Linked DNA regions of Homo sapiens: all the other regions are linked to region 2. The links are chromatin contacts, found by Hi-C or POLR2A ChIA-PET in ENCODE. All regions are on one chromosome and are shown on one strand. The core of a region is the stretch at or near the end of the contact, and the rest is flanking DNA. Distances in the headings are between cores, read along the strand shown. Region 1 holds the start of PRMT5-AS1 (PRMT5 antisense RNA 1). Region 2 holds the start of HOMEZ (homeobox and leucine zipper encoding). Region 3 holds the start of THTPA (thiamine triphosphatase).

What was found. A loop is a pair of places that touch in the nucleus more often than their neighbours do. ChIA-PET counts read pairs that join two places held with the same protein, here RNA polymerase II (POLR2A). Pooled maps may share reads with other maps.
Region 1: a map of gastrocnemius medialis shows a loop between it and region 2 (2.6-fold over the local background). The contact joins the promoter of PRMT5-AS1 here to the promoter of HOMEZ in region 2. A Hi-C loop is called at or near these places in 3 of 168 maps with a recorded cell type or tissue (CD4-positive, alpha-beta T cell, CD8-positive, alpha-beta T cell and gastrocnemius medialis), 3 of 37 single-sample maps with no recorded cell type and 18 of 50 pooled maps. POLR2A ChIA-PET finds 5 or more read pairs at or near these places in 2 of 52 experiments (HepG2 and activated CD8-positive, alpha-beta T cell).
Region 3: a map of naive thymus-derived CD4-positive, alpha-beta T cell shows a loop between it and region 2 (7-fold over the local background). The contact joins the promoter of THTPA here to the promoter of HOMEZ in region 2. A Hi-C loop is called at or near these places in 2 of 168 maps with a recorded cell type or tissue (B cell and naive thymus-derived CD4-positive, alpha-beta T cell) and 13 of 50 pooled maps. POLR2A ChIA-PET finds 5 or more read pairs at or near these places in 6 of 52 experiments (Caco-2, HEK293, HepG2 and 3 more).

What each region holds. Positions count from the first base shown.
Region 1 is chr14:22,918,197-22,920,896 of GRCh38, forward strand. It overlaps PRMT5-AS1 (PRMT5 antisense RNA 1), which reads left to right and starts at 1,260. Exons shown (of 2, transcript NR_120600.1): 1 at 1,260-2,700. It overlaps RBM23 (RNA binding motif protein 23), which reads right to left and starts at 953. Exons shown (of 14, transcript NM_001077351.2): 1 at 803-953. It overlaps PRMT5 (protein arginine methyltransferase 5), which reads right to left. Exons shown (of 17, transcript NM_006109.5): 17 at 2,333-2,700. RefSeq lists enhancers at 258-427, 498-607, 698-767 and a silencer at 1,028-1,327.
Region 2 is chr14:23,284,853-23,287,552 of GRCh38, forward strand. It overlaps HOMEZ (homeobox and leucine zipper encoding), which reads right to left and starts at 1,280. Exons shown (of 2, transcript NM_020834.3): 1 at 1,061-1,280. The coding sequence starts at 1,100. RefSeq lists a silencer at 1,010-1,419 and an enhancer at 1,510-1,789.
Region 3 is chr14:23,555,008-23,557,707 of GRCh38, forward strand. It overlaps THTPA (thiamine triphosphatase), which reads left to right and starts at 1,264. Exons shown (of 2, transcript NM_024328.6): 1 at 1,264-2,297. The coding sequence starts at 1,751. It also overlaps a transcript of ZFHX2 not described here. RefSeq lists enhancers at 644-1,578, 1,137-1,396, 2,257-2,306.

The DNA of each region.
Region 1 (2,700 bases), core at 10-2,509, 370 kb before region 2:
TCAGCCTGGCTAACATGGCAAAACCCCATCTCTATTAAAAATACAAAAATTAGCCGGGCGTTGTGGCAGGCGCCTGTAATCCCAGCTACTCGGGAGGCTGAGGCAGGGGAATCGCTAGAACCCGGGAGACAGGATGCAGTGAGCCGAGATCGCGCCACTCCACTCCAGCCTGGGTGACAAAGCGACACTCCGCCTTAAAAAAATAAAAAAAAAGAGGTCCTATAGGCAACCAACTGGCACAATCTCTGCGGGAGCCAGTGTCCCAGGGCTCAATCTTCATATGTGGCATCATAATACGCCTACTGGAATGAGTGCTTGAAAAAGTTAAATGGGAAAAGCCCATAAAGGTCAACATAGTGAACATGAATCTTCGACAGACTAGAGATTGAGGAAGAAAGCTCAATTCCCTTCTCTCTCTCTGAATGGTGGTGCGAGTGGCTGAAACTGATGATGCGTGTCCTCTCAGGCCGCGGAGGGTCGATGCTCCCTCTCCAGTGTGGGCGACCCTAAGTGTCACGGCTGCAGAGACCCGGAAAGAAAAATCACAGGATTCTAGAAACCGCATCTTTATCGGTGCAAGATACAGCCACGAGGGTGCCCAACTCTAAAATCGTGGCAGTGGGCTACATTTAAGTAGCTAACACTTCCAGGTCAAAACAAACAAAGGTTTTTTTAATGTTAAAAGTTCGCCTGAATCTCTTCGTGACGCCATTTTCTGCCCGTGACGTCAGGGGGGAGGCGCCGTGCAGCAACGTCACGCATTGGTGACGTCTGGTGGGGACCGGGTTTTGGGGTTTCTCACCAGTTCCGGGTCCCCGCAGGGGGGTCCCGGTTCTCTCCGTTCCTTTGAGTATGTTGTGGGGAGTGGAGCTCGGATAGTTCCTAGAGTCTAGGCAAGAAAAGCAGCACTGCAGGTACAGAGCCTCCTCTTCCCGCAAAATGGCGGCAGCTCTGCCGTCTTCCAGAACCTTCCCCAATCTGCGCATGCGCCAAGACTCCCCGGCTTTGGAAATAACCTCACTGGTTTCGCGGCAACCGTCCAAAGTACAGGTTCTCATTGGCTAAAGTCCTAAGTATGGGTGGAGCAAACTCAAATGCGTCTTAGCAACCACCGAGTTCCCATTGATTGGCTAACCTCAGAGACTCCAGAAAATGGAAGCGTCCTTTGGTAGCCGCCCATCACTCTCTCATTGGTTAAATGACTTGCGGAGGGCGGGGAAAACGGGACTGAAAACGGGAGTGAAGAAGCCACCAACCCCACTCCTGGTGCTCGCGTAGACTAGACCAGTGCGATGGGCGGAGCCAACGAGGAGGCACAATTTACATCCTTGGCCGTCCCTACTCGGATTTGCTGAAGGAGTCACGTCGGTCGTTAAGGTTAAGCTTTGTAGAGAACAGCGGCGTTTGTTTAACGTCCGGGGATGCTGAACTCGAAATCCCCGTTCTGAGCCGGCTACCTAAACAACCTTCCCGACCACCTCTCCTGACCTCGGTGCTTGGGACCAGGGAAAAGCAGATCTTGCCACAGACTTGTCTTGGCCCACACTCTGCCCTATCGTCATGGCCTGCTCCCACAGGTCATAACTTCCGTTCAAATCAGTACCCCCACATTTCCCACTGCAAGGGTAAATTTGAAAGTTTCTCAGGTGACTCCTTGGATGTAGCAGTACTGAGTCCTCTAACCGGAAAGAAGGAACTGATGTCCACCCTCACTTTCCAGGGGCCTCCAGGAGCCCCTAGACACTTCTGTGGTCTACTGTAGCTACCAAAAATGTAGCTGGTTATAACATGGGGAGAGCCAGAGTCGGAGGACCTGACTTCCAATTCTGACTTGGATACTAATATCACATCATTGTACCCATTTCAAACTCCCCCTCTGTAAAATGGAAAATTGGACTAGATGATCTCTTAGGACTTCAAACTGTAACCCTGTGGTTTTATTCAAAAAAAACAGGTAGCTTCTTGCTGGAGATTCCTGGATGGATTCCAGTCTTCCCAAGAGGTAACAAAGGAGAGGTAACCAGTTGCCCGTGCAGTAGCTCAAGAATACAGAAGAGAAACTGGCTTCACTCACTATTCCATCTTTTTCCAAGGTGGCAAACTCTATGCCTCCTCCCCAGAGAAAAGCCTAACTGTAGGTTCTAATGGACAAGAGCTCACTGTAGCTGGTCAGAAAGGCCTATATCCAGGACTACAATAGTCATTGCTCAGCTTCCTAAGTAGGGAATACAACTAGGCCCCTTTGGGTCTTGGATAGGCTAAGAGGACAGATCTGAACATGCCTGGGTCTAAGTGAGGTGTGGGAAAATAGTGGCAGGGGGCAGCATGGTCGTGCAGTAAAGGGCTATAACTTTATTTGTATTTCCTCTTACACAAAACCATCAAAACAAGAACAGAAAAAGGCTGAAAATCCGTTCAAACCCCATGTTCTCAGGGATATTCCAGGGAGTTCTTGAGGCTGAGTGCGTAGCTTCAAATCCAGCACTAATTCCTCACCCCCTGGCCTGAGGTCTTCATAGATTGGTGGCTTGAGCCCTGCAATTAATTATAATCCCTTGCCCACCTTGATGTAAGGCAGGAAAGCAGATTGAAATGCTCCTCTCTGATGGGCAAGGGGAATCACAGCCCATAGATGTACTGCACCTTCTGTACTACAGGAGCAGAACCTGAAGCTGCTTCCAAGGCTCTGGACACTTGGCA
Region 2 (2,700 bases), core at 30-2,529:
TGATGAAAGTGCCTGAGTGGCTCTCAGACTGCACACTAGAATTACCTGGGAAGCTTAAAAACCAGGCCACCCTCCTTCCCATTCAGGTTCAATAGTCTGTACTGGGGTCCAGGCATCCAAAGTTTTTAAAAGTTCTCAGGGTACAGCCAGGTTTGAGACTCCCTGTGTAGTTAATACTGGAAAGAGAATTGGGAACTCTGAACAGCAGTCTTAGACACAAAAACAGTCTCACCACTACATCAAAAGATTGGTGAAATGGATATACTTTTAATTATAATGTTTAAGATATGTATGCATTATCTTTAAAATTCCCAATCTGGCTTTTTCAATTACTACCAACTAACCGAATCATGTAATATAAAAGGGCTTCAAGTGTATGATGGGAAGGAGGTTCACATGACAAAAAAAAAAAAAATCTCCTGATAGGGGCCCACATTACCAAACAGGTCTCAGCTTGAGTCTTCTTTCAGTTTAGGAGTCTCAGAATAGGACGCAACACTAGGAACCCCAGAGGACTCAGGTTCTCAGTTTCCTGGTTGGTTCTCTTAGTATGGCTGGGTACGGGAGTCAGAGGGGCAGTTTCTTCTAAACCTTTCATTCCCAAAGGCCACTGATCCCCAGAAGCAAGGCCAGGTTCTGCACGTGTGTTGAGGTCGCCAGGAGGTAGCCGTGGGGGTTGGGGGTTTGTGTGGCGGGGGGGCCTGGGAAGGAAATGTTTCTCCTATCCTCCATTTCACAGGCAGTCCAGAAGGCTCCGAACTGGGTCAGGGAACAAAAAGTTATTGCACTTGGGACGATAAGCCCCATGAGGCAGGCGAATCTCAATCCTACTCTCGCCAAGGGCGCCCCAACCCAACCTTCTTGCCCTCCCCTACACAGACACTCACCCTCCCCTAGTTACAACAGGGGAGGGAACCGAAAAGTCCAGAGGAGAAAAAAGAGAGAACCGGGCCACTTCGAACCTAGAATTATCCCCCCACCAGCGCGGGGATGGGGCTCCAGAGGTGGGAGACCGTACACGAGCTGGGAGGGGAAGTCCAAGGGGCTGGGGATCACTCACCGCAGTCCAGCCCGGGCGGCGGCTCCCAGCCTCGCACCATGGGCCGGGGGGAAGTGGGGGAGAGGGCAGGGGGCCTCCGAGTGGGAGTGGGGTTGCTGCCCGGTGCGGCCGCTCCGAGCCCACCCCAGCGATGGCCGAAACCGGGACTGCCCCCCCCACCGTCCCCGGGAGCGCGCCGGTCTACCCAGCCCTGCTCGAGCAAGTTGGAGGCGGGGCGGATGGGTGGGGTGGGCGTCCAGAGGCGGTGCCAAGGTGGCCCGAGTCCTGATTGGTAGGCGCAGGCGGGCGGGCACGGGCGAAGCGCACTGGGCTGGCCATTGGCTGCGTGGGTCTCGGCTGAAGTCAGGTATTGGCTGCGTGGGCCTCAGCTGGGGTCATCTATTGGATGCGTGGGGCAGGGAAGATGTCCCCTGGGGCCAAGCTGCAGTGCATGGTACCTCCCCCTACCGTCGACCTATCGGCGCCGGACCTTTGGAATACACCGGACCAGGATCCTTCCGAAATTCCCCAAGGAGGGATACTGCACTTTGCTGAACTGTCTGGACCGCCAACAACTCCCAATTTGTTTCCTTCTGAAGGAAGCCCTCCAGGAAGACCTTTTCAGTGCCCCCTCCGGAGCCATACAAACGAGCTGCGCCTTTCCCAGCCGAGAGCCCAACCGCCACCAGCAGCGTCAGCTGTAACAAAGCGCCTAAAGCAACTGGGAACTTGTTCTCGAGAGGGATCAGATGTCTTGCCACCCGGAAAGACGAGGACCTTAGGAGCCTGCGGGCGACTTAGGCCGTTCCCCGGGTCAAACTGGCACCAGACAGATGTTCCCAAAGACGAAGTGCTGGAGCAGTCACCTCATTGGGACCTACCAGACCCTCAGGCTCCCCTCCCTGCCCTAGAAAAGAGGACGCGGAGCTCTCCATAGTATTTGTTTTTCGCTAGCTAGAAAGGGATGAAGACTGAGGTGGGAGAATGACTTGATTTCAAGAGTTCGAGGCCAGTCTGGGCAACATAGCGAGACCTTGTCTCAAAAAAATTTTTTTTAACTTACAAAAAGAAAGGGATGCCAATAAAATGGACTTCAACAAAGCAGTATCCCACACAGTATGAAGTTATGGGCCAAAATTTGTATTTTAGGATTCCCCATCTTCTGTGAGACAGAGTAACAAATGTAAGAAGACAGGCTTGCTCAATTCTGTTTGGCAACATAATTTCACAAAGCCTCTGACTCTGACGTCTCTGGAAAGATCCTTTGAAGACAAAACAGGATAGGGCACACAGTCCTCTATGTCTCTTGCCTGAGTCGCTATATTCCTTAAAAGATAAATGGGCTGGGCGCAGTGGCTCATAAACCTAATCCCAACGCTTTGGGAGGCCAAAGAGGGAGGACTGCTTGAGGCTAGGATCCAAGACCAGCAAGGGCAACATAGCGAGTCCCTGTCTCTACAGAAAAATTTAAAAATTAGCTGGACTTGGTGGCATGCACTTGTAACTACTCAGGAGGCTGAGGCAGGGGGATCATTTGAGCCCAGGAGTTGTAGGCTGTAGTGAGCTATGATTGCACCACTGCACTGCAGCCTAGGCAACAGAGTGACACCCTGCCTCTAAAAATTTAATAATAATAATAATAATAATAATAATAATAATAA
Region 3 (2,700 bases), core at 14-2,513, 270 kb after region 2:
GATGGAGTCTCGTTCTGTCGCCCAGGCTGGAGTGCAGTGGCGCCATCTCAGCTCACTGCAACCTCTGCCTCCCAGGTTCAAGCAATTCTCATGCCTCAGCCTCTGGAGTAGCTGGGAACACAAGCACGCGCCACCATGCCCGGCTCATTTTTGCATTTTTAGTAGAGACGGCGGGCCGGGGGGGTTTCTCCATGTTGGCCAGGCTGGTCTCGAACTCCTGACCTCAGGTGATTCACCTGCCTCGGCTTCCCAAAGTGCTGGGATTGCAGGTGTGAGCAACCGCACCGGCCTTTCTGTATTCTAAATGAACATAAGTAGTTCTACACCTGACAAAAACTGCTTAGGGACCGCTGGAAACTCTGACAAACTCCTCAGTCTAGCACTCAAGGCTTTTCCCTCAACTGCATTTCTAGCCTCGTCTTCTCCTTACGTACCACCCAGGTGCTCTCCAGTTTCTGGGCCTTTGCTTAGGCTATTCCTGTCTCCATCTAGGTCTCCAACTGTTGAAATACCATCATATCTTTAGTTCCTGGCCAAAATACCACTTTATTCTCTGACAGAAAGTTTCTCACCCACTCTTACCCTCAACGTTCATGCCAGGAGGTATTAGATCCCCTCTAAAACTCCAGAGTAGCTAAACTGGACTTTATTACGCGCTGCCCCCGCCCCCTTCCCTCCCCCCACCCCAACCCCCCTCGCCACCATTGCCACTGGCCTGCGCTTAGCTGGCTGCTATAGCAGATATCTGTTGGACGGTGTGAATGGCTTGTATTCCAGGCCCATCTGCCTGCGTTGGGGGTGCGGCGGGGGGTGTTGGAGACGGGACTGGGGCTTGAGCTCCTTGCACCCGACTCTCCCCGCCGCCTTGTAGCCCCAGTTCAGCTTTAGGTAGAGTACCGCAGGCACCAAGTGCAGCTTTCCTGTCGCCATAGCGACGGGCGGGGCGAGATGGCAAAGTCTCCCTTTGGAACTACATCTCCCATCATGCATCCGCGCCTCGGGGTGCCTGGCTCAGCCTCAGGCATGAGACCTGTACCAGCCCCCGGGAGCCGTGCGGGGCCAACAATGAGGAGCAGAATGCAAGGGGCGGCCTCGCTCCCCTGGCCACCGCGGGGGTCGCGGCCTCCCATTACATAGCGCGTGTCTCGAGCCCTGGCCTGCTCTCGGCACCGCCACAACGGGCGTAATATGGCCGCTGGTGCCGGGACCTGCCGGGCGCGCGGAGGGTCGGGCCGAGGTCCGGGATCCGGAACTGCTCCCGGCATTCCTCGCGAGTGTATGGCGTGGGCTCCCTTCCCCCTCTGTGGGTCCCGCGAGGAGACTCTCGGGCTTTGAGGTGAGACCTGAAGTTCCGCTGGCCGGTAGTGTAGCAGGAAAGGGCAGGTCCTCCCGGGTCGTGAGCCAGTAGCCTCCTGGGGTGGCAAGGTGTAGAGAGGGGGGCGTTGAAAGGACACCCGCTACCCGGCCTGCTTTCTAGGGGTCTCTTTGGATTGAGGACATCAGCAGCAGTGGAAGGGATTTTACTGGAGACCTGTCACTGTCAGAGCCTTAAAATATCACCGACGGGGCCTTAATGTCACCGAGGTAGAGAGAAAAGGGCAGTAGCCCTAGAGACTATTGCGACACAGTGTGCCCCTCATAAGTTTTTCCAGGGAGGGGTTCTGTACTGAGTTGACGCCCCAGGAGCTGAGCACCAGGCTTTGCATCCTTGGGAACTCAGCAAACGTTTGTTCAGCCAATTGCAGGTAGCATGGCCCAGGGCTTGATTGAGGTGGAGCGAAAGTTCCTTCCAGGGCCTGGCACAGAGGAGCGGCTGCAGGAGTTGGGGGGCACCCTGGAGTACCGGGTCACCTTCCGAGACACCTACTATGACACCCCTGAGCTGAGCCTCATGCAGGCTGACCACTGGCTGCGACGACGAGAGGATAGTGGATGGGAGCTCAAATGTCCTGGAGCAGCAGGTGTCTTAGGACCCCACACGGAGTATAAGGAACTCACAGCGGAACCTACAATTGTGGCCCAACTCTGTAAGGTGCTGCGGGCTGACGGCCTGGGGGCTGGAGATGTGGCTGCTGTGCTGGGCCCACTGGGGCTGCAGGAAGTAGCTAGTTTTGTGACTAAGCGGAGTGCCTGGAAGCTGGTGCTCTTGGGAGCTGATGAAGAGGAGCCACAGCTCAGGGTGGACTTGGATACAGCCGACTTTGGCTACGCTGTGGGTGAGGTAGAGGCCCTGGTGCATGAGGAGGCTGAAGTACCAACTGCCCTAGAGAAGATCCACAGGCTCAGCAGCATGCTTGGTGAGGGAGACAGGCCCTTTTGTGCTTTTCCTGCTCCCCACTTTTCTCTTTTGGAGGCACCTGCTGGACCATGCAGTGGGGGAGGGCCTCCGGATTAAAAATTTTTTTTTTAATAGAGACAAGGTTTTGCCGTGTTGCCCAGGCTGGTCTGGAACTCCTGGACTCAAGCAATTTGCCTGCCTCGGCCTTCCAAAGTGCTGGGATTACAGGTGTGAGCCTCTGTGCCTGGCCTGGATTATTTTTGTAATGGGAATTGTTTTAGCAATTTTCTAAGTTTGCTTACAGTTCTGTGAAATCTCGTTTTCTCTTTAACAGTAGCTAATTTGGATCTAGTCCTTCCACGTGTCTAATTCCAGCCAACCTGCCTCATTTAGTTCTCATACCTATAGCCAGATCTCCTTCA